7 separate regions of the Homo sapiens genome follow, and regions 1, 2, 3, 4, 5 and 6 are each linked to region 7. A link is a loop called in an ENCODE intact Hi-C map of the cell type or tissue named here. Cell type or tissue: endothelial cell of umbilical vein. All regions are shown on one strand. Links, peaks and the distances in the headings refer to the core of each region. The heading gives the core; the rest is flanking DNA.

What was found. Peaks named below come from ENCODE experiments on the same cell type or tissue, not always from the same donor. Only the 100,000 strongest peaks of a DNase experiment are listed, where the experiment ranks them.
Region 1: it touches region 7 in a loop (10-fold over the local background); 4 of 110 quality-filtered maps call a loop at or near these places.
Region 2: it touches region 7 in a loop (4-fold over the local background); 10 of 110 quality-filtered maps call a loop at or near these places.
Region 3: it touches region 7 in a loop (13-fold over the local background); 12 of 110 quality-filtered maps call a loop at or near these places.
Region 4: a loop joins it to region 7, with 2.3 times the contacts of the local background. A loop is called at or near these places in 6 of 110 quality-filtered maps.
Region 5: it touches region 7 in a loop (8-fold over the local background); 12 of 110 quality-filtered maps call a loop at or near these places.
Region 6: a loop joins it to region 7, with 15 times the contacts of the local background. A loop is called at or near these places in 8 of 110 quality-filtered maps.

What each region holds. Positions count from the first base shown.
Region 1 is chr12:78,227,506-78,231,812 of GRCh38, reverse strand. No RefSeq gene overlaps it. Among named protein-coding and RNA genes, the nearest start is that of LINC02424, 130 kb to the left of the region's middle. In endothelial cell of umbilical vein, for the core only: a CTCF peak has its summit at 2,140 (motif pointing left); a DNase peak (open chromatin) is centred at 2,122.
Region 2 is chr12:78,179,999-78,184,305 of GRCh38, reverse strand. It overlaps NAV3 (neuron navigator 3), which reads right to left. Exons shown (of 40, transcript NM_001024383.2): 30 at 3,261-3,435. Among named protein-coding and RNA genes, the nearest start is that of LINC02424, 180 kb to the left of the region's middle. In endothelial cell of umbilical vein, for the core only: no CTCF peak of the experiment used is centred there; a DNase peak (open chromatin) is centred at 2,555.
Region 3 is chr12:78,468,876-78,473,182 of GRCh38, reverse strand. No RefSeq gene overlaps it. Among named protein-coding and RNA genes, the nearest start is that of LINC02424, 110 kb to the right of the region's middle. In endothelial cell of umbilical vein, for the core only: a CTCF peak has its summit at 2,411 (motif pointing left); a DNase peak (open chromatin) is centred at 2,412.
Region 4 is chr12:79,342,510-79,346,816 of GRCh38, reverse strand. All of the region lies in intron 8 of SYT1 (synaptotagmin 1), which reads right to left. Among named protein-coding and RNA genes, the nearest start is that of MIR1252, 75 kb to the left of the region's middle. In endothelial cell of umbilical vein, for the core only: a CTCF peak has its summit at 1,734 (motif pointing right); a DNase peak (open chromatin) is centred at 1,766.
Region 5 is chr12:78,144,200-78,148,506 of GRCh38, reverse strand. It overlaps NAV3 (neuron navigator 3), which reads right to left. Exons shown (of 40, transcript NM_001024383.2): 21 at 2,115-2,138. Among named protein-coding and RNA genes, the nearest start is that of LINC02424, 210 kb to the left of the region's middle. In endothelial cell of umbilical vein, for the core only: a CTCF peak has its summit at 2,037 (motif pointing left); a DNase peak (open chromatin) is centred at 1,906.
Region 6 is chr12:78,560,625-78,564,931 of GRCh38, reverse strand. No RefSeq gene overlaps it. Among named protein-coding and RNA genes, the nearest start is that of LINC02424, 200 kb to the right of the region's middle. In endothelial cell of umbilical vein, for the core only: no CTCF peak of the experiment used is centred there; a DNase peak (open chromatin) is centred at 2,121; H3K27me3 peaks cover 253 bases.
Region 7 is chr12:79,172,233-79,176,539 of GRCh38, reverse strand. The region is part of intron 3 of SYT1 (synaptotagmin 1); the gene reads right to left. LOC124902973 (a long non-coding RNA gene) reads left to right here and starts at 3,572. Exons shown (of 2, transcript XR_007063386.1): 1 at 3,572-4,307. In endothelial cell of umbilical vein, for the core only: no CTCF peak of the experiment used is centred there; a DNase peak (open chromatin) is centred at 1,659.

The DNA.
Region 1 (4,307 bases), core at 66-4,065, 940 kb after region 7:
CCTCACCCTATTTTCCTGCCTCCTCACCCTATTTTCCCTGCCTCTTCACCCTATTTTCCTGCCTCCTCACCCTATTTTCCCTGCCTCTTCACCCTATTTTCCTGTTTCATAAAGAGTAAGTAAAAGAGTATAAGTGACTGTTCTTTTTCAAATAAAATGTATTTAGATTTTTGAATGACATAAGATTTATAAAACATAGCTTGAAAACCTAAGGCAAATGTGATTATTGAATTTGTAACTCTAATAAATTGAATATCAATTTAACTGCAAAAGGTAAGAGTGTTCATTGCTAAAAGGCATTGAAATACTTACATTAACTATTAAAATAATAATCTATCCAGTCTTTCAGGAATTATTTTGAATAGCTTGAGAACAGATGTGAATGTCACTAAAGGATCCATGAAAGGATTTTGAATATTGGTTATGAGGAAATTATCTATATAAACTTCCCTGCATACTTCTTTAAAAAGAAATCAACAACAAAAAGATAAACCCTTTTAAAATAAACCTTCCATATTTTAAATATCAAGGAAAATATAATCTGATAATTTTATAATTTTATTTATTTATTTTTTAAGACAGAGTTTAACTCTTGGTGCCCAGGCTGGAGTGAATGGTGCAATCTCAGCTCACTGCAAACTCCACCTCCCAGGTTCAAGGGATTCTGTTGCCTCAGCCTCCCAAGTAGCTGGGATTATAGGCATGTGCCACCATGCACAGCTAATTTTTTGTATTTAGTAGAGACAGGGTTTCACCATGTTGGTCAGCCTGGTCTCCTGAGGTCAGGAGTTCGAGACCAGTCTGATAATTTTAAATTGATGTTTATTTTAGCTAACATATGAGATTTCAATAGGTCGTTCATTACTTAATGACCCAATTCTATACAAATGGACAGAGTTTTATTTTTTAACATTTTAAGAAATAGGAAAGAGCTTTGTACAGAAACAAGTATGATGCAATTGTGGCCATTTAGAGCACTGTCACCTAACTTTACTATTTTAAATTACAATCAAGGTAGAAGTCACTGTGCTAAGTGATTAATCTAGAAACACTCTGAGTGTTTCTATTGCAATTGTGAGTGTTGCAACATACATACAAAATAATATTTTAAAAGAACTAGAATGAGATAGTATATAAAGTACAGTAAAATTTCATTTCTTCTTGGGTGTCCCCAAATAATCAGGTGTATTTGTTCTAACTCTTACAAGGTAGGTAAGCACTTGACCAGGGATGTGACGCAATTTGTTATACCTAACTAAATGTTCATTGTCAGATTATGTGACTTCCCCAGTCATAAAATTGTTCCTTTGAGAAATACATTATGTTTCAATGAGATCTAATTTATTCTGATATTCAGAAAATAATCTAGTGAGAAAATAGGCACTTCCTTTATTCAGACATATGAAGGCAAGCCCTGTTTCTTCTTTGAATGCATATGTCACAAAGATAACATTACCATTTAAGTAAATGCCATCAATGGGAAGTCAGTAGCAGTCAGTAAAAAAGCTAATTGCAACACTTTCAGGATGAAAAACGTGAAGAGAGTCTCAGAGAACTAAAAAATATTTACAGCTTAGTGTAATTAAAGCAAAAAAGAAATGAAGCAAGGATAAAGAATGCAGAATAGGGGGAGGTGACAAGACAGAGTGGAAGGAAATGGACCTGAGGGAGAAAAGAAGGAAAAGAGTAAGTGAGATTGGCAGTTACTAAAAGCTGTTGGGTTGTTCCCATCAATAACAGGGAGAGGCATTTCTCAAGGCCACTCCATGACACAGGAAAAGAGGAAGCTGGAGAAAACAGCAGGTCTCAAAGCCAAGCTGTTTTACTCAGAAAGGGTTGACTTAGCTCTGTGTGCTGTTGGAAAGAATTAACACGTGCATAGCTGAGGGAGAAATTCAGACCTTTTTACTTTTCACCGGATTCAAATAAAAATCAGGACACAATCAACATAACAAAAGATATGCCGATTACTTAATATAATTCTACTGCATTCATCAAAAGCCTTTCTCTGTTTAGAAGCCTGTTCTTCTCAATAGTTAGGTGTCTCACAGAGATAATGAAATGCATCATCAAAGAAGCACTTACATTCACATGCATTGGCAAAAGTGTAGGTGAGGCCACCTACTGGGTATGCTGTGAAGTGCAAGAAGTTCCTCCATTTTGAAATACCTGTTTCATCCGTGTGTCAATGTGAAAGAAATTTCCTCCAACAAGATCTTTCAGATTTAGGCGTTCTTTTCTTTGAAGACCCAGGTTAAAATACAAGTCTGTTAACTGAAGGTGAAACTCGACTTCCTTTGTAGGCCTGATCCTTATCTGTAATGGTTAATTTCACTGCAGATGGCAAATTTGGGGTATTCTCCCCAGGTTTCTTCTTTGTAAAGTTTCCCAATTCAAATAAGGTGGCATGAGAGAATTATGTATAGAATTATTATATACTGAGGCATGTATAACCTTAAAAGTGTATTTGTATTTATAACCACTATGCATCTATAAGATCAAAGGCAATTACAAATACCAGTAAAATTATAAAATTGAGACTAGTCAAATGAAGAGTATAAATTTAACATAAAGAGAATATTGTCTTGCTTAAAGTGAATTGTTGAATGCTTAATGAGTCATGTGATGAGTGAATTTTTCCACTACTGAGTTTTCACTCAGAGAGCATGCTTGACACCGTGGACTGAATTCATCACACACATTTTAATCACCTATTGTTTATGCATGATTTTGACTCTGTCCTTTTAACAATAGCCCTCAACACTTAAGAGTAGCACAGTCTGCCTGGAACTCCATCATAAACATAAAAATTCAAGGTCTAAAATCGAGCACAGAAATCAATTAGCAAAACTTGGTTTTAAGATGGTTGTCCAAATGATCCAGAGTATGTTTATTTTTTAAAAAAATCTTAAATACTTAAATTCAAAAATTTACAACATTCAAAAATTATTCATGTTTAGTATTTGCATTTGCAGGCTCCAATTTAAACTACATTGCTACAGAGCAATGTTGTCTAACGGAACTTCCTGCAATCAGCCGGGTACAGTGGCTTATGCCTGTAATTATAGGTATTAAGAAGGTTGAGGCGGAAGAATTACATGAGGCCAGGAGGTCTAGACCAGCCTGAGCAACATAGTAAAATCCTGTCTCTAAAAAAAATATATTTTTTTAATTAGCCAGATATGGTGGCACGTGTGTCAATTACTTGGAGGGCTTAGGAGGGAGGATTGCTTGAGCCCAGGAGTTCAAGGTTGTAGTGAGCTATGTTGTGCCACTCCAGCCTGGATGACAGAGCTATCCCTGTCTCTAAAAGTAGATAAATAAAAATAAAGAAAGAAAAGAAAAACTTTCTGAACTAATGAAAATGTTCTATATCTGCACTATCCAATACAGTGCTAACCACATATGGCTACAGAGTTCCTTCAAATGCAGCTAATGCAACTGACAAATTGAATATTTAATTTTATTTAATTTTGACTAAATTTAAATAGCTACATAGGGTCAGTGGCTACTGGAATAGTCAGCACTGCTGTATTTTTTATTAAACCCTCATTAAATCCTGGCTTTCCAAAATAGTACTAAAATAACATGGTATAATAGAAATTAACACAAGTTAGTAACTTAGAACAACAAGCATTTATTAGCTCACACAGTTTCCATAGGTCATGAATTTGGTAGCAGCTTAGCTGGGTGAGTCTGACTCAGGGTCTCTCATGAAGCTGCAGCCAAGATGTTTGTGTGGGCTAACAGCAATCTGAAGGCTTGACTGTGGCTGAAGGATTAACTCTAAAATGGCTCACTCACAGGATTGCTGGCAGAAGGCCTCAGTTCATTGCTGGCTGTTGCAGGAGACCTCATTTCCTTGCCAGGTGGATTTCTCTATGAGGCTGTTCAGTGTGACCTCACAACATGGCAGCTAGCTTCCCCTAGAGCATGTAATCCAAGCTTCCTCCAGAGTGTGCCATCCAAGAAAGGAAGTCAACGTGCTTTTTAAGATATTGTCTCTAAATTCACATCCTGTCACTTTCTTTACTAGAAACAAGTCACTACGTCCAACCTACTCTCAAGAGGAGAGGAATTAGGCTCCATCTCTTGAAGGCAAGAATATTAGAGAATTTGTGTGCATAATTTAAATCCACCATAGACATGTTAACTTATCTAGAGCAATGGAACTAATAAGTGGAAAAGCCTGCATTTGAACTTATTTCAGTCTTAGTCTGGAACCAATGTTTTAATTGCAGCTCTCCAGTGCCTAGGAAAACTATATATTCTAATGTATTATCTCTTGAGAGCACATTTAGAAACCA
Region 2 (4,307 bases), core at 124-4,123, 990 kb after region 7:
TTGTGATCAAATTACTTTAGTACTTGTCTTAATTACTCATAAATGCTCAAAAATATTTGACCAATATTTATTAGGTATAAATGGTATCAGAAATTTTGCTGCATATTGGGAATGAATACCAAGATGAGAAAGAAAGTGAATTCCTTGTTTTTTTGGAGTATGTATTTCAGAATAGTTTAAGCACTCTGCTAATATAAACCAAACAATGAAACAGAAAGTAACTGAAGGGAGCCTGCTCTAGATAGATAGGTCATCCTGGAAGGCTTCCTTGAAGAAGTGGTATTTGGAGATAAGACCAGAAGGCTGAGGAATGCTAGATAAGTGAAGAACAAGGGAAAAAGATTCAGTCAACAAAAACAGTGCAAAACCCTGAGATGTGTAAGCTGGGTATGTTAAAGGAACACAGAGATGTTTAGGGTAGCAGGAATGTAGAGACAAGGGGAGGGTGAGGAGTAGTATGAAATGATGTGGATGGAAATAAGTATGGACCAAATCACACATGGCCAAGTAGTCCATAGCAAAGGAGGTTGGCCTGATTGTTGATCCACATAAGCTGCTTAAATTTGCCTTGGAATATGTTATTCATTTCATGCCATATTTACTTCTAAAAACTACACTTACAATATGAAATTTCTCCTGACAACAGTAGGATAAATATTTACCAAAGATGAGTGAATAACTATTCTTTGCTTTTATTATGTGGCTATTTAAAGCAAAATTAACACAATAGTGAAAAGTCCAGGTCCTGGATTCATCCAAGCCAGGGTTTGATTATTAGTTCTGCTGCTTACTAGTTTCATGATCTTGAACAAATTGTTACAGTCACTTTCCTAAGTCTTGGCTTCCTCAGCTATAAAATGGGGCTTTAACAGCACCTTCCTGGTAGAGTTATTGAGAACATAAAAGATAATACTTTTAAAGCACTTCATCCTCAGTGTTTACTAAGTTTTGCTCTTCCAGCCATTATTTGTGTTTATTCTAACTCCTTCTGTTGACTGTGGGTGGCTCACATCATGACTCCGAATCTCCCCAGTTCAGAGAATATTGACAGGATGGTCACCTGATGAAACAACTCCAGGAAAAACAGCAAGATTAATGTGAGAGCCTTCTGTATTTTTGTTTGTTTGTTTTTGTTTTGTTTTGTTTTTTACTAGAAAATAAGTCATGGTCCTCTGTCTATATTTTGAAGGAAAAATTAAAGAGGTCTGCCATTCTGGCTATAATTGAGTAAAATTCTGGCCAAAAACTGAAGACTTCTGAAATGTCTGTCTTTACTGGATGCAAGGAACATGCAATTAATATTTCAGGAACTAGATATTTGCCAATTATCCTCTCTCCTGCCTACTTTCTTTATCTTAAGATTAATCATGAAACTTAGAAAGTCTGTCTGTTAAAAAGCCCCAGCATAAAGGCAGTTTTGATTTCCAAGTGTTGAACCCACTCCACAAGAGTGAAAGTAATGAAAACAATATTCTGGTTGTGTGATTTAATTTTTTTAGTTCAGACATAAGTATCACTATTGAAAAATAATTAAGGAAATAAGATATATTAAAAATAACTTAGGGAATGGGTAAAAAAAGGTATTAAAAAAACGTAAAACTTGGCTCCTCCTAAAAAATTGCCTTAAATTCTTAATCATGGCCATCAATGTGTTAAGACCAATAAACATAGAAATTGTAAATTTAAACTCTTTGATTTTATATTTATCTTTATGAGTTCTATTTTTCCTAGATACTAAGTTTTTTTTATATGTGTCTGTTTTTTCTAAACCACCTTCAGTATTAAACTTGCCTCCTTCAAACCTTATCATATTTTCATAAAATAAAACAGAATTTTATAAAAGGCAGTGAAACCCTACCATTAGTCTGACCTATAAGGTACTGGCCTTTGTCTTTTCCTAGGAGACAAGCCTGAGGATCCAGAAATGCACTGGTCATTATGAGATGTAGATCTTACTTCACTTCTCTGTCAGGTCCATCAGCAACAAGCCAACATAGAGGATGTTGTTCAGAACTGCCAGATTCTATACATTTAAACATTTGCGTTCTTTCTTTTGCAGAATATTTTGTTGAGTGTGGATAATACTTTATGTGTAATTTACAAACTCAAATTACCATCCACTTCCACAGTCTTATTTTACCTAATGATCTATAAGTTCATTTAATTCTGAAATCTCTTGCTTTTTACTTGGCTTCTGACATTAGTTGTACTTGATGCTTATTCTCAGAATTTATTTTCTTTCTCTAATCCCCACCAGAAGTTTACAAAAGTTGTTTTCTTAAATTACAGGGAGTGCCCACTTGTCTTTTACATATAAGATGAAGGCCATTATTTTATATTATGAAGAGCAGCCATAATAGCAGAATTTTTAACATTCTGTCTTTTTAGAAGAGATGTGATTCATTGGAAATGTAATCAATATCAGCATGCCATGTCATTTCCCTTCTCCTTCTCCTTCTGTATTTTAATATGATTTAAGGCAAGCAGTGTACTATCTCCATTCTATAATGGAATCTAACGTTGGCTAGGAACATACATATTATTGGTTTCCAAGCGTCATCTGGTGGCCGTGCTTCACAATTACCATAGATCCTCATGTAAATATTATATAGACTAAATTCTCTATCCTTGAAATGATTCTCTTGAATGAACTGTTCCACAGAAACAGCTACACTTTATGCTTGAATGGTTCATGAGATATTAAGATGACATTATGTCATATGATTCTATTTGCAATCAAATCAAAACTGTACCCTTGTTCCATCACTAGTACTGTGTTCTTTATCTTTGTTGGAAATTTAATAGAGCTGCAGACTGGGTGACAGTAGCATTATTGTTTTCTCAGAGCAGCATCACACAGGTTCATCAAGTCAGATTTAGAAAATAAAGCCTGCTACACTTATAAATGGGTTTTGCACACTTAATAAAAGTCATTGGGGTTATTATTATATCCATAAGTACTAATTATCATCACTGAGAGTATTTCTTCATCATCAGAATCATGGAGAAAGTACTTCCTAGGGAAAAGTGATTTCTTAAAAATATTATGAAGACCATATCTCTAAGACTGACTTTTGGACAGAGAATGTGCTTTTAAAATTATAACTAAGTAGACTAGATTTATAAGATCAAACTAGGACTATTTCTGAGAATTAGAGTGTAACATTTTTAAGAGTACGTAAAGTTCTCCAAATTCCAGGCTTCCCACCCGTTAACTCATGGGTATGCTGTGATTCAGGCAAGCATGTGCACTAAATCACCTGAGCTAACAGCCTCTGTGATGTTCAAATTGTTTAGAGAAAGTCCTAATGACTGCCTGGAAGATGAAGAGGAGGTGCTGCTTGAGGATTCTGACGGTGGCCGAGTAGGCTTAGCTGTGTTACCAGTTTCTGCCTTCAACCGGTCATTTTCAGCTTTCAGTATTTCAATTTCATTCTGTTATGAAGATGGAAAACATGAAAAAAACTGAGTTGGTTTGATTGAGAAAATAGCACCAAGTCTTTTATCAGAGTTAATTAGCTTGTTTGTTAAATAAAACATGTTAATATGTTAAATAAAGAAATATAAGATATGAAATAGGATTTCCTTCCCAAGAAGGAAATTTAACCTTTTTCTCTCTCACACATTATACATTCCTGAATTCACAAATATAGACAATCCAACCATTCGACATGCTTATCATTATTTTTTAACTAAATCATGAGGACTTGGTCTCATTTGAATTAAGAAAAATATGATGAAATCATTCATAACACTTCTCATTTTAAAGGTGATGTTAAAATCTTATAAGCATATAATGCCATTTGTAATATTGTTATAAATCTGTAGACAGTTGAAAGACAGAGCAAAACAAAAATAATGTCAATAAGGTGATTTAAAATTACTCCAAAATCATATCTAACATCTGAAAAAGTTTCTTTTTTTCCTTCCAATCGGGACACTAAGCTCATAAAAAAACAACAAAAGTCTTTAGATGAACATATACAGTGGCAGATGAATCTGCTCAGCAATGAGCTTTTCTTATTGCAGTCATCTGTGGTACCAAGTGATTACTGGTATACAATAATAAAATGAAAACTTAGTCTGAGCACAGACTGGTTCTGAATTTAGCCTTTAGATGTTTTTCAAAAAAATACACAAGCCTTACTTTTACAGATGGCATTCTAAATCACTTTTACTTCTGTATTCAGAAAGCTTGTGTTGAATTTCTATAGTTTCCTCATTACTTTTGTATTTCAGTAGAAAACTGGTGAAAGTATGTGAAAATCAGATTTCAAAAGAACAGGCAAAAAGCCAAAATAAAAGTA
Region 3 (4,307 bases), core at 231-4,230, 700 kb after region 7:
ATTATAATTTTTAGAGACAGTGTCTTGCTCTGCCACCCAAGTTGGAGCACAGTAGCACAATCATATTAATAGCTCACTGCAGCCTCTAGCTCGCGGGTAGCTGGGACTACACACACATACCATAGCCACCAGCTATTTTTTTTTTTCTTTTTTGTAAAGACAGAGGGTCTAGTTTTGTTGCCTAGGCATACCTCAAACTTCTGGCCTCTAGCAATCCTTCCGCCTCAGCCTCCCAAAGCACTGAGATTACTGGCATCAGCCACCATAGCCGACCACCTGACTTTAAATTATTTATGTACTTGTACCCATGTGGCTGATAGCAAGCCAAAACTTCCTTTGCTACTCCCCCACCCCCAAAGAAAGAATTAGTCCAGTGGAGTATTGTTTCACATAACACGTAGAGAATATAGTTAAAATTTATTCTAAATAATGCAATTTGGAAGAAGAGAATTCTGAGTTAAAACTGTCTTAATTTGCAGTTTAGAGGTTTCCCTACTACTTAAATACATAATACAAATCGGTAATTCTTGCTTTAGAAAGTACTGTGCCAGCAACCTTGTTAGATAAACACTGTTTTCAATTATCTTAATTTTTTTAAAGAATGCATTGATTTAAAATTATTTAAATGGGTAGAACTGCAAGTATAAATAGAAACGTGTGGTATATATGGTATCCTATGTAGGGTATCCATTTCCCTGTTAAACTTATACTTTCAGTTTAAGTTTATTTCACATGCCCCTTAATTTTCACTTATGACCTTTGTAAGTCATCATTCACATAGTCTACCACTATTCCTAATTAGCAGTACAACTTAATTACCTAAACTTATGTCTGTTAACTTCTCCAAATTCTTAGTTATGAAAAAATTAAAACAATTTGGAGAGAATGGCCATACTCTGAGCCCCAGCCAGATGTACCTAAATCAAACATGAACACCATTTTAATATTTATTTCAAAGGTAGGAAATTAGAGGTGTGAGAGTGTGCGTTTGCAACATTTCTGTGTTGTGTTCAGGCAATTTCAGAAATGTTTTAAAGAAGGCAAAAACCAGATAAACATAAATGAAAAAATTTCTAAGTGCACACTTAATAAACATGCCATTTGAAGCCTTCAGGAAAAAGAAATTGATCTATTTTTAGTAGCTAGGCATTATTTCTTAGCCATTTGCAGATCTAATGAGCTTAAAAGTTAATCCTTCAGTTTCTTCAAAATGTTAGCACATTTAACCTAATTCACAAAATGTTCTCAGGTCTAAATCTGTCAACAGATTATTAAGAGACGCAGTGACTTTTCTTCTTGCTACTCTGATAGCATTGCTGTAACCTCTAGTGTCTTTAATAACACACAGTTTCCAGTTCATAAATACAGTACAAAACAATGCATATGCTATTTTGTTATAAAGGACACAGGCAAATGAGAGAGATGCATAAAAACAATGCATATGCTATTTTGTTATAAAGGACACAGGCAAATGAGAGAGATGCATAGGGTAAGATGTGGTAGGGAGAGTGCATGGGGCTTCCATGCCCTCTCTGGGCATGCCACCCTCACAGTACCTCTATGTGGCAACAGCTTGGGAACTCTCTAAACCCTATTGTTTAAGGTTTTTTATGGCAGTTTCATTAAGTCACTGTTTTCCTGAGTTCTGTGAACCACTCTAGCAAATTATCAAACCCAAAGAGAGGATTGTGAGAACTCCTGTTTAATAGCTTGTCAGTACGGGAGGCTCTGGACTTGTGACTGGTGAGAGAAATGAGGGTAGTTTTATGGGACTGAGCCCTTAATCTGTGGGGTCTGTGCTAACTCCAGGTAGTTAGTGTAAGAAGTGAGTTAAATTACTGGTGTCAGCTAAGAACTGGTTGGTGTGGGAACCCCTACTCATATTTGGTATCAGAAAAGTTGTGAGAGTGAGTATTAAACAATTTTTTTTCTTACTATATACAGTAACCAAAATATGAGCAAAATCCTTAGAGAATCAGAGAATAGATAATTCATCCTTGGAGAGTTAGAGAAAATATTATTGGAAAATGTATATTTGAGCTGATCAAAAAATGAGTGGGAATTTACCATGTACACAAAGGCAAAATATCATGAAAGGATGGGCAAATGGTGAGACATTCAGCTTGTCTGGCAGTAAACTGTATGGCTATGGAACAGAGTGACAGCTGACACCGAAGAGAGTAATCAAATGCTCATTGTGAAGCAACTTGAACTTCGTGATACGGAATCTGCACTTTTGACTAAAGATGGATCAGTTAGCATCCATTGGTCACAAGCTACAGAAATCTCAAGTAAAATTGTCTCATGAGGGTAACTTCATGAAACAGTTACTGAGTTCACATTGGGTTCCCAGGACTCATTCTATCTGACATCTCTGCTTTCCTTCATGATGGTTTTATCTCAGGCTCCACCTGGTGGCAAGAAAGCTGCCAGAGACCTCTAGCTATATTCTTCAAATTCTAATCCAAAAGGAAAGTGTCAATTTTCCATAGCTCTTTCAAGTGAACAGACAGCTACCATCTGCTGCAGGGCCACATCCTCCCAAGTTCTACTCTGTGCAGGATGAGAGTGCCTCTTCTCTGTAACCATATTACACAACCCAAGGTTCAGTCTGATTGCACCAATTTGAGTGACAGTCCCATCCCTGAACAAATTGCTGTGCTGGGGTGTGGGAGTGGGGAGCAGGGGGACTTTGGTCAGGACTGGCTAAATACCCACTGGAAAAAAAATGACTGTAGCTAGGGGAATTTGGTACCCTTGTTAAAAAGGCAAAAAATGGGAAATGGAATGCTGAGTGTCAGAAAAAAAATATGAGACCTTGGATTAAACCAATAAAGTTTCAAGAGGAGAAAGAAAATATAATATAAAATCATTTACTTAGAATATATTGGTCCTCAGAATTATCAGATGTGGAAGGAGAGGGAGATAGAGAGATTGATACTATTTATAGGCCACAACTGGAACTGATGTTAGAGATATTTTCAGGATATAACTCACACTTTCTCCAGATAGTCCCTGTGCTCATCAGACTCTAATGAGTAGATTCTAAATCTCTGTGAAATAATTAAAACTACTAAAATATTGATAAACTTGCACTAATACACCTGCAAATAAACTCATGGGCATACATTTTCTTAGATTCTAATCTATGTGCTCTTAATTAATGCAATGTTAATTAAAAATGTGTTTATGATACTGTTATTGCCATTATAGCTGATTTTTTAGCTGAAATATTTTTAAAAGGATATTTCTATGAGCTCTTGCAGAGAAAAATGACTCCAAATCTAATGTTCTGTTATTTGATTTTAACTATTAAAAAATCTTTGAGATAAGTTTCAACAAAGAAAATTTTAATCAAAAGGTTTTGTTAAAACTAATTCCAAAAAATTTTCTGCTTATCTACTTTTAAGAATACGAAAGATAAAATGTAAATTTTAGGGCTGATTTATCAAAGGATTCATCATAAATGGGACTTCAGTCTTGCCTACTCCATTAGGCTTTCAACTTGTTGCTCATTATTAAAGAAGATAGAATGTTTTATACACAATATGCAAGCAATTTAAATTACCTAAATGAGTCCCTTTAAGTAGCTGTCATCTCTGTCTCTGAACATTCCCCATCAGAGCAATTCCAGATCCCATTTAACTATGCTATTCAGCATTTTACTGACGCACCACTTTCATGATTATCTACACATTTAAAACTTAGTAATTCTAGACTTCAAAAAGGATAGACAACAAAAGTCAGCTTTGTAGATATTTGTTACATAAAATAAATTTGTGAGAAAGTTCTGTGTTTAAAATGTATTTGATACCTATTGGAGGGCAACTACAAGGTAGCCAGTTTTAATCATGCTTTTTAGATTCAGTAACTTAAAGGCTAACATAAGAGGGTACACCAGATGGGATACAAGATGACTCCACAGAACTAAACAATGCCTATGATATGTTGTGGGGAGCTCTAACTAGAAACAACCACTGGCCCACTAAGAAGAGACTCGCCTAGGAGGTGAACTTGACAGAGACCACCGTCTACATATACAGAGTTCTTGGCCCTCTATTAAAAAGTTTCTTCTCTGCCATTGGCTAAAGGAGAAATAATTGAATGCTCAGAGGGAGAAGTTAAGGGCTGCTCTTGGCTTGATGACATACATGCCCAGTAGTTTCACATCTCCGCTAAAATAATTACAAACATTATGACCTTGGACTTTCAGTCTCTGTGCCTCATTTGTTAAATGTGGTCAACAATGCCTCTGCCTCCAAGGGTTAAACTCAAAATATTTATCAATTAGTTAAGGCACAGGCACA
Region 4 (4,307 bases), core at 88-4,087, 170 kb before region 7:
ATTGTCAGTTGACTGTATTGAAATGAGGTCCTCACCAGTCATCTGCTTTGTAAATAGCACTGATGTTAGTGCTTTAACAACAGTGTCTCCATTTTAATCCAGTCAAGTAACGAATTTTGTTTGGAGCTCCTCCTTTGTACCTAGTGCTATGGACACTGTCATATTAGCCCTGTCATGAAACTAGAAACAAAACCATTTCTGGAGGTATAGCTTTTATAAGATAATTTCAAGACCCTGTAGGGTTGCAGCCAACACATGAGTGCTTTTGCTGGTGTGATTATCTCATGAAGGGGCCTTATTACTATTAGGAATTTCAGCTTTATGTGTAATTTATTTTAGTCAATTGCCTTGATCACTAGGTGGAAACTGCCAGTTAGTGTTAGAAAAGTTCCAGCTGTGAGATTCAGAGAAATTTACCTGCTCTTTTAGAATATACAGCTGACAATCAGAAGGCAGCTTTGTTCTGAGCAGCTTGATAATTTCATTATTTTTAAAAAAATGCAGCCATTGAATAGACACAAATTAATGATTTACTAGACAACGACAAAAATACCTTTCCTTTTTGAAAAGCATTATAGATAATTAGAACAGAGGTCATCTCCAATGGATAAATAAAAAGCTTGATTTAAAATGAATATTTATTTAATGGCTCTGTAGCCCCATACATCGTTTTATGTGGAAAAAGATGGGTTCATTTTAGTGACCTTTGCAAATGGGGCTAAGTTCATACATTTGATGGAAACACTGTACTCTTGAGTGAGTTTTTCAAAAGTACCTGAATTAATGCTGTGACATTTTAAAAGGACATTCTATTTATGTTAATTGTAAGAAGATTTTTCTATGTGTTAAATTGGCAACAGATTCTTTGATGAGTAGATGGTTTTTCTCTGAGGTTGGGAGTCTTGTTTAGAGGTGACATACAAATGGAGACCCAATTATCTCTCAAATGAAAATTCAGACCATTTGCATAGTCCCCATTAGTAAAAATACTAAAACAGTCTTCACTTATATGAAGGACAATGTTAGGTTTTTAATTTTAATAAGATAATATGTGGCTTTAAATATATCTTTTGGGTGGTAGCATTTTTCAACTTCATTTTATTCCTGCATTACTCTCATACTCCTGAAGTATCTGCCAAATCGGTATTTACATCTAATGGACCAGATGGTCACAGTGTGAAATGTTGCTGTGTAATGTGTTCAGGCTAGAAAGACTGAATCTGGCCTAGTCTACAAATGTATAGTAAATTGTTCAGGTGAAAGAGAGTGTATCTTTGGATGCTTATTCTTTAGGCATACTCTGTAACTCATTGGTTTATATTCGTTCATTTCTTATTAAAAAATAATTACTGAGTTCCACCACAGACTCTTCTAGGTTCTAGTCTAGGCTCTATGGATACCTAGATGAGTAAAAATATAATGCATTGACTGTACTACAGAAGTGGCACAAATGCTATAGGAGGTGAAGATTGAAACCTTCCAGGGTCTAGTAACTAAGGAGAGGGGGACTTTAGAGATTTATTCCCTCAATAATCGTTATAAATTTCTGCAAGCCACCCCAAATGCATGTTCTTTGTAAAACCAATGTGCTGGCCATGCAAATGTAGCTTTAAGACAAGCCTTCTAGTTTTCCCCTTTTAACCAGAGCTGGTGTCTGTGGGAGGAGGAGGAGGGCAGGGGACATATAGGTGTCCTGGAGGAGCGGTTACCTGAGCTGAGATAAGGAAGGTTCGGCAGGAAGTCAGGATGAACCCTGTCCACAAGAGGGCATGAGTGTTCTAGGCACAGGAATGCATGTACACAGTACTATACCCCTTGAACAGCTTAAACCAAGTTACTCTTCTGTAAGTGTAAAATTCATGTAATTTAATTGAAAATGGATTTCCACTTTATGATTTAGAAATTCAAAATTTCCTCATGATGTCCATAATTTATATTTTGATTAACTGATACACTTGTGGTCCCATTAGAAATAATAATTCACAGAAAAGCAGATATTCTGATGTGATCAAAATAAGGATGAAAATAGAAAATCAAAATGCTTCTTAAAAGTGACAGTAGGCCGGGTGTGGTGGCTCATGGCTGTAATACCAGCACTTTGGAAGGCAGAGGCGGGCAGACTGCTTGAGCCCAGGAGTTTGAGACCAGCCTGGGCAACTTGGTGAAATCCTGTCTCTACAAAAAAATACAAAAAAATAGCCAGGTGTGGTGTGATGCGTGCCTATAGCCCCAGCTACTCAGGAGGCTGAGGTGGGAGGATTACTTGGGCCCAAGAGGTGGAGGTTGCAGTGGGCAGAGATCGTGCCACTGTAGTTTAGCCTGGGAGACAGAGCGAGACCCTGTCTCAATAACAAAAACAAACAAAAAGTGACAGTAAAGTACAGTATAGAGTGGTGGAAAGAGCACTGGACCACCATGTGTATTCATTCACTATTTTTTGGTATAACTGATATTTATTGGGTACCTCCTCTGTGCCAGGCACTGTTCTAGGCACTTGGGCACAGTGGTCAGTAAGACACGCAAAGTCAACAAAATAACAGTAAAATAAAAGGCATGTTTGGTGAGGTATGTGCTGTGGAAACATGTAAAGTAGGTGGGGAATAAGGATAGCAATTTGAAACAGGAAGTTCAGGGAATGTCTGTATAAGAAGGATTTGAAGGAGGTGAAATGTGGTCAACTGCTTAACCATCGGGATCCACCTTCCTTGTCTTTATAAAACAGGTCTGGATAACACAGTCCTGAAGGTTCTTCTGGCTGGGAAATCATATATTTCCATGATTTTACTTTATTAGAGCTACCTGTCTAGTTTTTCTCTCTGTTTTACTGGACTGAACTAATAAATGGGTGTTTTAAGCCACGGAGTTTGTGGAAATTTGCACATGTAGTCGAAACCAGTAAATGCACTCAGTTCTTTTTCTCTATCCTTTCCCTCTCTTCTTTAGTTATCTTCATTGCAGATTTCATAAGATAATCCATTGGAGTATGAGAAGACAATATTAGACCTTCTATTTATATTTACTTTTATCCCATATTTTCAAAATTGTGTTTCATTTATATGTTTTATAAAACACATCATATATTGGTATAGCACAATATATATATGATTTATAGAAAGACAGAAATATTGGGAGTATGTGCCAAATATTTTATTACTGACAAAAGACAAAATAACATTTGAGATCTTTCTTTCAACATTAAAATATGCTTAGAAGATTCCTCAGTGACTTTGTAACAACATGGACTCTATAGTCAGGCTACTTAGGTTCAATTCCCAAGTCTGCTTCTTATTACCTACTAAGCCTCAGGCAATGTACTTTCTCTTCTGTGCCTCACTTTTCTAATCTCTAAAATGGAAGAATAGTGATGGAGTCAGTAGAATTACATCAGTTAGTATGTAAAAAAGGAGTTAGAAGAGTTCCTGGCTCACAAAATGTACTGTGTGAGTGTTCGCTATTATCATAACAAAATTCCTATTTCAACTATCCTCTTTTCTACATGTGCCATGTCTCTCTGCTCCTTTGCACAGCCAAATTTCTTGAAGAAATTGGTTACAATCACTGTCCCCATTTTTTCATGTTCCATTGATTTCTCTCTCCATCATTTTATTAAAATAGTTGCTACTAAGATTTCAAATGACATCCATATTACCGAACCATTAATATTTTGCAGGTCTCATTTCCATGAACTTTCAGCAGAATTTATTGACTCCCTTTCTTTCCTTGGATTCTATAATACAATGATTTCCTGATTTTAGTTTCTCTGCCTCCCTGGCCACTCACTCTTGGTCTCCCTTTGCAGGGTGTAGTTATAACTAACTTCTTTTCTTCATAAACTAATCTTATCCCAGTATATGGTTTTAGTTATAATATGGAAGTGATTCTCCAGTTTGTATCTCTAGTTTAGATATTTTCTCTAAGCCCCAGACTTTTATATCTAACTGTCCACTAGTCATTGAATATCTCACACTCGTTTTAGACTCGAATGCCAAAAACTGAATTTATGATCTTTCTTCTAAATCTGGTTCACTCGATTTCAACAAATGATATTAGCATCCAAGGGGTTGCTTAAGCCAGAAAACTGGGCATTATCACTGATCGTTGATCATTGACTTCTTTTGAGTTCTGATTTTATTTATCATAAAATCTCTCAATAAGTTCACTTGTTTCCATCCTTATAGTCTTCACCATGTGATCAAATAATCTCTCATATAGATTACTCCAATACCCTCTTAATTGGTTTCCTGAAATTTACTCTTAGAATACAATTGACAGAGTCACCTTTTAAATAACAGGCATCGTATCTCACT
Region 5 (4,307 bases), core at 158-4,157, 1.0 Mb after region 7:
AATATTTTCTTTATAAAAACTGTATATACACACATATTTTTCTTGTTCTTTTTTAGTAAAAGATACTCCATGTTCTTTTTCAGAAAATCTTAGGTTTTTTTTTCCTCTGTACATTTTAATTTCTCATAGTTTGAAAACTTCTCAAAGGCTATGGAATATCCTGCAATCACTAAAACTTGGGCTTAATTCAACATTTAATCAGTTCACATTTAAATTGTTATTGGCTGGAGTTTCAATGACTGCAGAGAAGCCTTCCCAAATCTGTATTATCAAGACCTTTATTTAGTGAGTTATTATTAGCTCAGAGATGCTTTATAGCTTATCCACATCTTAAAAATCAGGGGAAAAAACCAATGATAGGTGCAACTAATTAGATAAACCAATATAATGTATATTCTAAGGTATCTTTCTTTTTAGTTAAGTTCACACTCCAATAAAACTGAAACAGAAAAGGGTAAGGATATATTATATCATGTTTAAAGTTTTAATTCAAGCACTTTCTGCAGTTTGTTCTGCAAGTCTCATGTTGTGACTAATAAGGATAGAACATTTATAACAATCTGACACTAGGTTCTATAAGTATATATCTAGTCTCAAGGGATTTCAGTTACTTGGATGTTAAACATTCTACTTTTGATGCTTCTCATTTCTTCAAAAACAAATCTTATCTATAGTTGTAGTTGAACTTTTGGAATGCTGTCTCAGTTTGAAAGAGAATTCTTGACATAGTTTATTAACTGTCTAGTTTTTGCCCCGGGCATTAGATTTTGTTGAAAATAAATGGTGGTCAACTCAAACACTCTAACAAAGTAGAGAACTCTAAGCTGGAAACAGTAGACACTTATATAATTTCACCAAATGTGATTCTACTTCGTTCCTGTTTTTTTTTTTTTTCCGGAACAGATACACCCCAGTCTAAAATAACATTTGCTTTACATTTATAAGATAATGACTATGAATGATTTCAGAAAATACAGCGTCTATTTTATTCATAAATGAATCCAAACTCAAAGAGCATTTCTCAAATTAAATAGTCTCTATTACATGATTCCAGTATCTTTAAAATATAATCCAGGAAACTGTAAAGTGATTGAAATTGTTTTTTTAAACCATAACTCATGATACAGCATCAATGATAAAAGGGGAGTTGAATAACTACTACTAAGGCAAATAGATGTAGCATTTCGATGCTTCAGTAGCTATACTATGATCAGTGTTAGAAGCTTTGTCATGTCCATGTGATGTAAATAAAACCACTTTGATTTTTAAAAATCATATCCACTCTTTGGTTCAGAGATTATAAAGACAAATTGGTTTAATCAATAATTTTCAAATATTTTTAAACATAGCACAAATTTTATTTTTAAAGGCTAATAAAATAAGACTTCAAAGGAAAGGAATACTTTTGCAAAAGCTGTTGTTAAGGCATTTTTTTTCTCTGTTGTCTGATTGCCTCAGTGTAAACCAATCAAACAGCCATTACCTCACCTTGAATAAAGTCATAATTAAAGTCCTCCTGCTCTCTTTGACCAGGACAAATGTTTTACCAAGGGAAATTAAAATAGTATTCTTTCCTGAATGCAGTTTGATTTGCTCACGAGTGCAACCAAATATGTATTTGTGAAATATGTGATTAGAACAATAGGTGACACACCACACATAAAATGGCAGTTAGAGGCAACAAGATAATGACACAAAACAGATAGTCTGAGATGCTAGTATCCTGTGTTGTGGAGGCTTGGTGCCCAAGTTTCAACCATTATCCTGTGTAGATGGTCTTACAGGGAGTGGGAAAAAGACTGTAATAAAATAGGAAGACCATAGACCTTCATTTATCAATGACTTAATGAGTGCTTACTATTATAGAAAACTTATTAGGTGTTGAGCTAAGACTCAATCTAGAATGTGAAAGGACAGCTTGCTATACAAACTTCCTTTCATTTTATTTTTAAGAGGCAATATCAAAGACCATTTATCAATTAGCTGCCTTACTTCAGCAGTCCTGTGGAGTTCTGCTATTGTATCACAGAGCCCTCTAGTGGTCACAAGACTAATTTCATCATGAATGCAAACTAAAATAGAAAATATTAAAATATTGCATATTTTTTTTTTACCTCTGAATGAGCCTTTTCTTCAGCCTGTAAAACAATAAAAAGAAAGACTTTAACTATAAAAACTATTTTCAATTAATTCCACAAGTATAAATGAATACAATAATCATGATGTACTTTTTATTATCTACTATGAGAAGAATAGAATGAAATACATTAAGTTATTCAATTGAAATAGTACAAGCAAGTTACTTTAGAATTTTATATAAATGTTTCTTAATATATAAACCATAAGGTATTCTTAAAATATAGGTCATTTGATCCATAATATTCCTTTAAGCAAAAGACAGAATTAAAAGACTCTAAGATGTAAATCATAAGCAACATAAACCAAATAGTTATAAAATTATACTCTAAAAAAGATGGGTGCATGTAAACTTAAAATATTGAAGTATCTTTCATACAGATTGTAGGAAACAGACTCCATAAAATTATAGAGACCTCTAGCCAAGGTTTAGATGTCAGAATTTTATTCTGTGATTTACTGATCACAAACAATGTCAAATAAAGCTGGGGTAACATACAGACCTCTACTGATAACCACAGATAATTAACATTATTTACTTCTACTTTTTCTTTCTTTAATGATTATTAATAATTTTAATTATCACAAGTCAGCAAAACGCTTAAACAATGAAAACACTGAAACACCCAGTGATAAAAGTGTCTGGCAAACATTTTTGGCTATGCAGCTTATGGAAAGGAGGACTGCCATAGGAATTTGCAGGGTGTTTTTGACTTGACTTCCAGAAAACTCCTAGCTCTGTTTTTCTTCTTCATGCTGGGCTGCAAAATGCCAGAAAATGAGTTATGTGCACCATTGCATTTGGGAAGCTCCCTTATTCTGGGAAAAGCTGAAGAATGCATAATGTTGTTGAATAGTACAAGTCTGCTTATTGCCATAAGCAGATCCAAAGCTGAAAAACAATCTCTCGTTTTCTATGTCTACTTTTGGTATAGTTCTAGATTAATTGACACAAAACTACCTGAACTGTTTTTTACTGCTTTTCTTTCAGAAAACATAAAGCAAAGTAGTCTAACCATCAGGATATATTTTATTTGCCAGAAACTCTTTTAACCTGAGCTTTGTCTTCCCTATATTTTCACTACCTTTAAAAATATGTAAACTTAGTAATATAGTGGCTAAATAATAAAGTGGCTAAGTGGTAGAATCCTAATAGCCTTTATAAGAAAACTGTTTTAAAAAGCACTCTTGAATAATTTACATCTCAATTTTAGATTTTTAAGGAAAGATTTTATTTTTTAGATCCTAATAATTTTAAGGTTTTATACACAGTTTGGTTTTTGAATAAAAAGTAAGCAAGGAATATTAAGATAAAAGTTTCATTGCCTTAAAACATATGGCACAATTAACTATGTAACTATGTCTATTAGTTTTCCCTAGTACTTTGCTTTTGTTTTTGTTGTTGTTTTTCTTTCTTTCTTTCTTTTTTTTTTTTTTTTTTTTTTTTTTTTTTTTTTTGAGACAGGATCTTGATCTATCACTCAGGTGCACTGCGCATTCACAACTCACTGTAGCCCACCGTGCCCGGCCTACTTTTTACATTTTTTGCCAGTTTATCCTGCCCAATTCTGCTTCTAGGCTTCCTAGAATTATAGAAAGCTGGTAAAGATTCAAGAATCAATAAATAATTCATGTATTTTTAAATAATAATTTATTCTTTTAAAAAATAATCAAGAAATATACTCACCGCATTTTTGTTAATCTATAATAGTCCTGTTACATATACTAGTAGCAAGCATAATCATTAAATATCTATTATATACATACCGTATAGCATGACTTTTTTCACTACCAATTTTTCAAAACTATTATTTGCTTTAACCTTTGCCTTCTTTCGTACTCTGTGGTTATTAATACCAGGTGGGTGTTACCATAAAAATAAAGCAATGAGCCAGAATATTAATATATTTTTTTCAGTAGCTTAGGTGTGGGATTAATGATATCATGATGGAACTGGATTATTTGCCATTTTTTTTTTAACAATGGTTTTGAGCAAGCCCAATGTCCTGGAGATGATAAAAAATATGAAACACTTGACTGAATAAAAATGTTTTTATTTATTCTATAAGCCAATAAGTGGCCATTTATCCATTCAAATTTATTAATTAAAAAGTTATGACGTTAGTATTAGCTATTTGTTAGGCAACATGTTAAACAATCCACAATGAATC
Region 6 (4,307 bases), core at 205-4,204, 610 kb after region 7:
CTTAAAGATCTGGTTATTCCAGTGAATAGGTTTGTGATGTAAGCAGATATAAAAGTAGTAGATATATTTTCCTAATTTAGACAGGGTGTGATCCCAATTAATAAATATCTTCTCTTTAGAGCATTTATCCCCAAATACCAAATCAGGGCATTGGAAAGACAGGGGCAACAGGGTTGAGCCATGTTCTAAATTAAGGCTGGAAGATAACAAGCATTGCTGCTGAATTTCAGGATATTTTTACCACAGTAAGAATCCTAGTAGAATTAAAAAATATAATTTTCTTTTGAAGGACTCTAGCTGAGAAGCTAAGCAAAACCGAGGATAAGCTATTTAGTTTCCAGCATCCTGTTTTTGTCCTTTCAATCATTCCCTTCTCCTCTTATCCACTCCCTAAATGTCTCTATATGGGAGAAGCTTTGAGAATATGCTTGCTGGCACTAAAGACTCCTACCACTCTCCTGGTGTTTGCCCTGCCTTCCCTGCCAAATAGGTCTACCTCTTAGTCTTCTAGCTGATATCTTTGAGGAGACCCCAAATGTGAGGGCATCTCATAGGCCTCTGAGTTCATATACTGCAAAAATACCTTTACAATACATAAAAATCTGCTAAAATTCAGCAGTGACTGTTTCAATCTTTTTAGTCCTTTAGAACATAACACGGTCTCACCAGAGCACCATCTGAATTTATATATTAAAATTTGTGTACTTAATTTCCAGATGCTCAAATATTTTTGTAATCCCTTACCACCTCCCATTTCCATCTAAACTAAAATACTCAACATTTATATAATATGTTTTTCCCCCAAAGAACATTGCCCCAATTAGCTAACTAGTGTTCAAAATACTCTCATGAAGGGTGTTCAGATATATAAAATTATGCTTATCTCAAAGCTGCTGGAAGATTCATGGAACAATTTGGCATTCGACTTCCTTTCATTTTCAAACAGTACTTTTGCTATCATAAAATAAATTCTGATTTATTTTCAGTGAATAATGTTGCATATGTATATAACATTTTTAGACCTTCACAGGGAATGCAATGTGCTGTACGTTCTGGTTCAAATAATACTAAGAAATGAGTAACGCTGGCCATATGTGCTTTTACAATCATCTGGAATAATATGTGTTCAGAAGACATCCACTTTCTGGCATTCATTTATTCATTCATTCATCAAATACTTGTTAAGCCCTTGCCATGTGGCAGACATAATAACCTGGCAAAATTATTTACTCACCATGTAATAATTGCTACTATTTAATAAGAGTTTTAAACATATTACATCATTTAATCCTAACTTCAAGTAAAGTAGCTTTATTAGTCAAGGTTTTTCAGAGAAAAATAATATGGTATATACGTATATAAATGCACACATGCACACACACACACACACACACACACACACACACACACACACACACAGATTTTAAGGAAATGGCTTATACAATTATGTGAGCTAGGAGGTCTGGAATCTATAGAACAGACCAGGCTGGAAATTCAGAGAAGAGTTGATACTGCAATCTTGAGCGCTAAATCTGCAGATTGGAAACTCAAGCAGGGTTTCTACGCTGCAGTCTTGAGGCAGAATTACTTATCTTTCTGGAAACCTCAGTCTTTTCTCTGAAGGCCAACTGATTGCATGAAGCCTACTTGCTTTATGGAGGGTAATCTGCTTTACTCAAAATCCTACTAATTTAAATGTTAATCACATCTAAATACCTTCACAGCAGCATCTATATTGGTGTTTGAGCAAACAACTGGGCACCATAGTTGACAGATAAAATTATCCATCATAATGAGTATGACTATGCTTATTTTATATACAGGGAGGTTGAGGCTCAGAGAGAAAATTACTTGGATTTACTCAAATAGTAATTGAGAATTTGGGGATTTGGGCCAGTCTTGTTCTGAAGCCAGATGTTTCTCTCTCTATGGCAATATATGAAGGAATGTTACAAAAATCCAATACATAGTCCCTACATTTTAAGTATTTAGAATTATTTTTGGTGGTGATGCTAGGTTACAATGTATTCATTCATCCATTCCATAAATATTGAGCGTCTACTACGTAAAGGGCATTGTGCTAGGAGCTGGGAATTGAACAGTCAACAAAACAGATAATGGTCCTGCCCTCTAGTGGGAGAAACAAACAAAAGCCAATAAACATAAGAGCTAGCTACATATGTCAAATGCTAGAAAGAAAAATGAAACATGTAAGGGTGACATGGTGATTCTCTGTAGTGGTGATATTTGAGCAGAGACCTGAATGAAATGAGAGCATAAATCATGCAGATATCCAGAGAAAAGCATTGTTTTCAGTTAAAGGGAAAACCCAGCACAATAGCCCTGAGATGGATTGGTGTTTGGCATGCTTCAGGAACAGCAGGAGACCAGTATGGCTGGAGCACAAAGATGCAAGCCAGCTTATGGTGTAACAGATTTAATATAGCACAAATAGAACATAATTGTTCTGAAGACAGAGGGAATACAAGAATGATTTGTTTAGAAGCATGTAGAAAGGGAAAGATTCTTGAAAAGGAGTTCTAAGCAGGATATTTGAAATTAGAAGAAAAAGTGGGAATGATTTAGGGAAGTGCACTGAATCCAAAGATACATCAAATGAAAATGAAGAAACATGGATATGTATAATGGTTTACTGAGTCAGAGAATTCATATTGCAGAGAGATTACACAGATGACTAGGGGCCTCAGGACCATGGAGGAGAGGAAAATAAGTGAGTAAATGTGCAGGCTTAATGTGTGGATGTAGGCATGTGTCAAAGAACTTACTGTGAATCAATTATGAGGAAGTTAATAAAGAACTAAAATGCAGAAGCTTCATTTTGATATAAAATGAAAAGGTTGTCATTGTGCGTGTTCAAAATGGGAGGCTGATGCTGAAAGAAATATTTGAGGATAATAATGATTAACAAAATCACAAGTGCTTTCTATGTATTAAGCAGGTTTATATCCATTATGCCCTTTTTTTCTTATAACCACCATTATGAGATAAGATACTGTTATTATATCCTTGTTAGAGATGATGCAGCTGAGATAGAGACATTAGTAAGTTATTAAAAGTTACATAGCTAATAAGTTATTGAGGTGGCATTTTAACTCAAGAAGTCTGGTTCCAGAGCCCAAGCCTTAAATAATAGTGCCTTACAAAGGAGTCAAGCAACTCTAATGAAAATGTGGCCTAGCAATCTCTATGGCACATAATTGAATTAAAATCATGTTTGCAAAATTGAAAGAAAATTTAATTATGTTAAAGGGATAGAAAAATGTAAAGAAATTTAAATACAAAATATAGATTTGAGATGATGGTCTGGACTGAGCTTGTAGCCATGGATGCAGAAAATAAACGGGCATCATAATAAATAGAACATGATGATGGATTTGATTTGGAAGGTAAAGGAGCAAAGACAGTAATTCTAATGTTGGACGCTTACGACTATCAGGAAATTGGCAGTGAGAAGAGCATAATCATGTATCACTTACCATACCAAACATAAATTCAGTTTCATTTAATTCTCCAAACACTGTGAGGTTTCCAAAGAATACTTATTTCCATTTTACAAATAGCATAGGTCAAATATATGCCCCAGTGCTATGCTGATAGCAAGTGGCAGAGTCAAGATCAAATCTGAGTCTGATCTGAGTCCAAGAGCCAAACTCTTATTCTTCAACTTTTTGTCAGGTTTCAAAAAGTCTCAGTATTTAGGAGATTCTTCCAGTTATACCATAAGGTTGCCTACATATGAAAGCTAGATAGGCACTGAGGTTCAGGACTGAAAATGCATATTCAGGAATTATGAGCAAAACATCAATGTGCTTGCAAAAAATAATTCAGAAGGGGAAGAGTTATGACCCAGAAGTGATGCTGGGGAGTGGGTGAGATGGAGGAAATGGGGAAAAAAGATGGACACTAGCTGATGACAGAGAGTGAAGATCAATAAGTTGTTACTCTTTGGCATCGAGTTCTTCAGAGCAAGAAAATTCAAAACCTTAGCAGTGGAATGACACCTCCACCATGCCGTTTCATCTGCGTCCCCTGCATAAGTGAACACCATCTGCTATGGAGGCGGAATGGTGGTGAATTGGAATAGCAGTCCAGACTCAATTTTGAAAACTTGGCAATGACTTTACATGGCAATTTGACTGAAGTTTGCAAGGATGTAGGAGCTTCCTTGTGCTAGCCAACTTACTGTGCAGTCTCAAACAGAAACAAGCAAAAAACCTTGCGTATTCTGTGAAAATGTTCTTGTGTTTTTACCAGAAGAAATAAACCTTCAGAATAACAACCTAGAT
Region 7 (4,307 bases), core at 126-4,125:
CTCAGCTTAATTTAGTATTGACAAATGAATATCAACATGGAGTATTTAGCTACATGAGTGAAGATAAAACACCATAACTCTTGTGAACTGTGAAGTGTTTCTATTGTGGTCATTATCTTCAGTTTTGCCACTCGGTCTGGGTAACATTAGATCTCTTGCTCCTACACCCCTGAAAATCTGCAGACACTGCCATCATTTACATCAATATCACTTTCTTTTCCAAATCACTTTGGTATTTTTTTTTTTTTTTGAGACAGAATTTCGCTCTTGTTGCCCAGGCTGGAGTGAATGGAGTGATCTTGGCTCACTGAAACCTCAGCCTCCCAGGTTCAAGTGATTCTCCTGCCTCAGCCTCCCAAGTAGCTGGGATTCCAGGCATGCACCACCATACCTGGCTAATTTTGTATTTTTAGTAGAGATGAGGTTTCACCATGTTGGCCAGGCTGGTTTTGAACTCTGAACATCAGGTGATCCACCCTCCTCGGCCTTCCAAAGTGCTGGGATTACAGGTGTGACCCTCCACACCCGGCCCGCTCTGTACTTTCTGAACCAAATTTAAACAGTTTAAGGACCAATAGTGTGAAAATAATCAAACAAGAAATGGCTCCAATTATTTTAACATTAAAATTATTTAAAATGTTTCATCACTTTAACATTGTTGACTGTGGGGATGCTACCCCCCAACCCCCAGGTCTTAGAAGCAATATTAATGTACAGTTTCTTGGGTGGTTTAGATATGTTTATGCCTACTGATAGAGGGGTAAATCAGGGACTTTCATGGTTCCACATGGGTAAACTCTTTAGTGATTCCACATACAAATGATGATAAGATGATGAAATTGTCTCTACTCCTGCCTTTGCTTCACAGAAAAATAATTACAATAGCTAACTCATAAAGCTAATTTACCATGGAGATTCAAATAATGAATTTTAGTGGCAAAAGGGAATTTCATCACCAAAAGTTTGAGTGTGCCAAATAGATGTCTCTGAAGTTACTTTGAAATACATTTTTAAAGAGATGTGCAATAAACTTGAAAGCTGTGCTTTTATAAAAATTTTAAGAAGGGTCCTTGCTAATGGCAGCTAGATTTATTTTATGTTGTCAGCTGCCAAATTAATGTTTCCCATTTAAGTTTGCTCATTATGACCTTACAGACAAACTGAGACTAAATACGAGTGAAGTCAAAAGTATTTATTACATTATCCCTATACTGATGAGCATACCGTGAAGGAAAAAACCCATAGCACCAATAAAATCACAGCAACAAATGTCCATTACTTTCCTCTGATCAACCAGGCCTATGTCGCAGATGTTATTTTCCATTGTGTTTCTATTAGAACTAAAATTGAATACAGTGTAAGTCCCATTATTTCATGGTTCCTTATTGCATTAATTTTGATAGAGGACAGGCTAAATCATGTTTCCCAGAGCATAACACATATAGAAAACAAGCTGGATATAACTCCATTAGCTTAGAAGTACATAGCAAATCAAATCCCTGCTATGCCATTTTTGAAGATATAATAAAACACTTTCCATACAAGCTTTCTGAAACTTTGATGAATATTAACTATAAAATAAAATATATTCTTAAAGAGCAATGGAAAGTACCTGTAAAGTAACCAAAGTAACCACTGGATGGCATTGTGACTACATTAGAATGTGTTGGCAAGACCTTGTATCTGTCTCTAAAAACTCCCACGTTGTTAGCAGCAAGCTCCAATAGGATGATGCCAATTCCTGTTCCTAATTATAAAGTGTTGAAGGAATATAATTTTTTAACATCCCAAAGTGACTTGGCAATACCATTCCAAAGGACTGAAGTGATTAAATTATGACACCTTCTGTACTGTCAACAGTTTCCTGGAGCTTCTCTCTCAACCCATTTTCTTAATCCTTGCTATTGATAGTTCCCAACTCCCTTTTCTTACCTAGATCTCTCTTGTTTCCCAGGCCACATATATACTCTGGCCCATTTCCTTGCTAGTGTCTCATAAATCATATGTTACTGACTAGCTACATTTTATTGCACATTGTAATAAATTCTCAAATCTTTTTCAAGGCTCGTTACACTTTTTATTAATTGAAACCCGATTTCTCCCTGATGCCTTCTAGCCTATTTTTTCTATAAGGACAGGAGAATACGTCACCATATTATTTATCAGCCAATACCACTTCCAGATTATTAACCAACAGCATGTTCTGAAGCCACTTATTTTTTCTGTATTTATGCTATTTAATTCTTCATCAATGTCACCAACAACTTCTGTGATGGGTATCCATCTTTCTCCACTAGCTTACACCACATTGTGCCAACATTTTTAGAAGCATCCTTAGTGATTTCAGCATCCAGTGATGACCCTCTGCTATTTGGCCCTCAAAATTCCTTTTGTTAAAATTCTAATGATTTTCATAATTATAGTGTGGGTTTTATCTCTGGGCATTAATCCATTTTCCAAAACTTCTCTTTCATTATAGACGTCTGTCTTCTGCTTTTCCCCATAAATCTGTTCATTATTTTCCCTTCTTTACTCCTCCTAGACTGACACAGATACTGGTTTCATTTGTCCAGCAACAGAGCCTGAACTCCACAACATCTATTGTAATGATACACTACTTTCATAGAATGCCACATTAAGTTAAATATACATTACGGCACTTGCTAACTGTAAACACTTTATGATGTCTGCCTTATCCTTGCCTCCTAAATATTAATAAAGAAAGTCTCAAATCGTACTGACTAAATTCATTAAAAATTCACTCCAATGTTAACTGGGTCCTTTTTGAAGCCTGGAAATTCTTCTAGTTATTTCTTCTGGACGTTTTACAAGGCTCCTTATGGTAGCCCTTTTCTTTCATCTTGCCTGTTTAATTTGTATTCCTCTTTTAAGCCTTTCTCAGATACTATCTTCTCTCTGAATTATTTCCTGATCATTCCAACCATCTGGAATCTTTCTTCTTTGAATTGAAATTCATGTTGTCTCTTTTAGGATGGGAACACTTATTTTTACTCTTCATATTCCAACCGAGTGATGGGGAATTTCCACTGCATGCACTAAAGGGGAAAAAAGGAGCAACATTTACATCTTTTGGGATCCTTTCCTTCATCCATCTTGCCCAGGTGGGGCAGTGGGGAGGATGCTTGGCCTAACTGACAAATTTGGGGGAAGAAATTAAGCACGCTTAGTCCAGGACATTTAGGGTTCTTACTGTCCATCTGCCTACCTCCTAAGAGGCTGCATGCTGCTCTATCAGATGCATAGTGAGCTTACAGGGAACTTGCAGGGGAGCATTGCTGATCTGAATTGTAAGCTCAATTCAAGGAACCAAATTGGGGATACACATTTAAGCCCATAATGCAAAAAGCTACTATCCTGATCTGTAGCAGCTTGATACTTTGTTCTACCTCTTAGTTGGTTCAGGACTCTGATGTGAAAAGGTAGAGATGCTATTAATCAGTTCCCTAAAATCTCAAGAGGTTTTATATACCTTTTCTGCCACATTATTTTATTTCTGGACAGGCCAAACTCCCTTTTTTTTTTTTTTTTTTTTTTTTTTTTTTTTTTTTTGAGAGCAGGAACTCTAGTAACCTGAATTACATGTAGTAGTATCTTGACACAAACTTATGGAATTGAACTATGAAGCCAATGTGAGAAAGGCATCTAGAGTTTGAAACCCAGTATTATCAAATGATCATAGTATTTCCAAGGGGAGATGCTGCTAACATAGGCTTAAGAGAAAATGGCTTAGTCTGTAAAATAAATAAGGGAAAGAAGTTACAAAATAATGAGAGATTTCATAGAAGTTTCATAATCAAAACTGTTTACAGATAACTATAATTCACTAGAAAATTGACAAATCTCAAGTGTTGTGACTGATTTTCTTAGCTCAAAAATTTAATTTAGAGCATTATAAATACCATCATATTAGATTGCCCCACATAACTAACCCCATTCTTTAGGGAAAATATTATAAGATAGAAGAAAGAAAGCAAAACTAGTAACATAATAAAAACAACAATAACAGCAAAAAGCTCAAAAAAGATTTAACTAATATTTTCCAATTGCCAAGGCCTGTCTTTAAATAGACAATAAAATTATCTTATCACTATTCAGATAGCATCTTCACATTTTTCACTATAATTTTACTCTGTGTCCCAGTAAATGTCTTACCACTTAAAATTGAAGCATTATAACTCCTTTTTTTGGGAGCAGGCACTCTTCATGTAACTGTTCATTATAAAATGAAGTCTCAGTATACCTAAAGTTAGGTTATTCAATGTATGCATTTTATGTTTGGAAAAAAA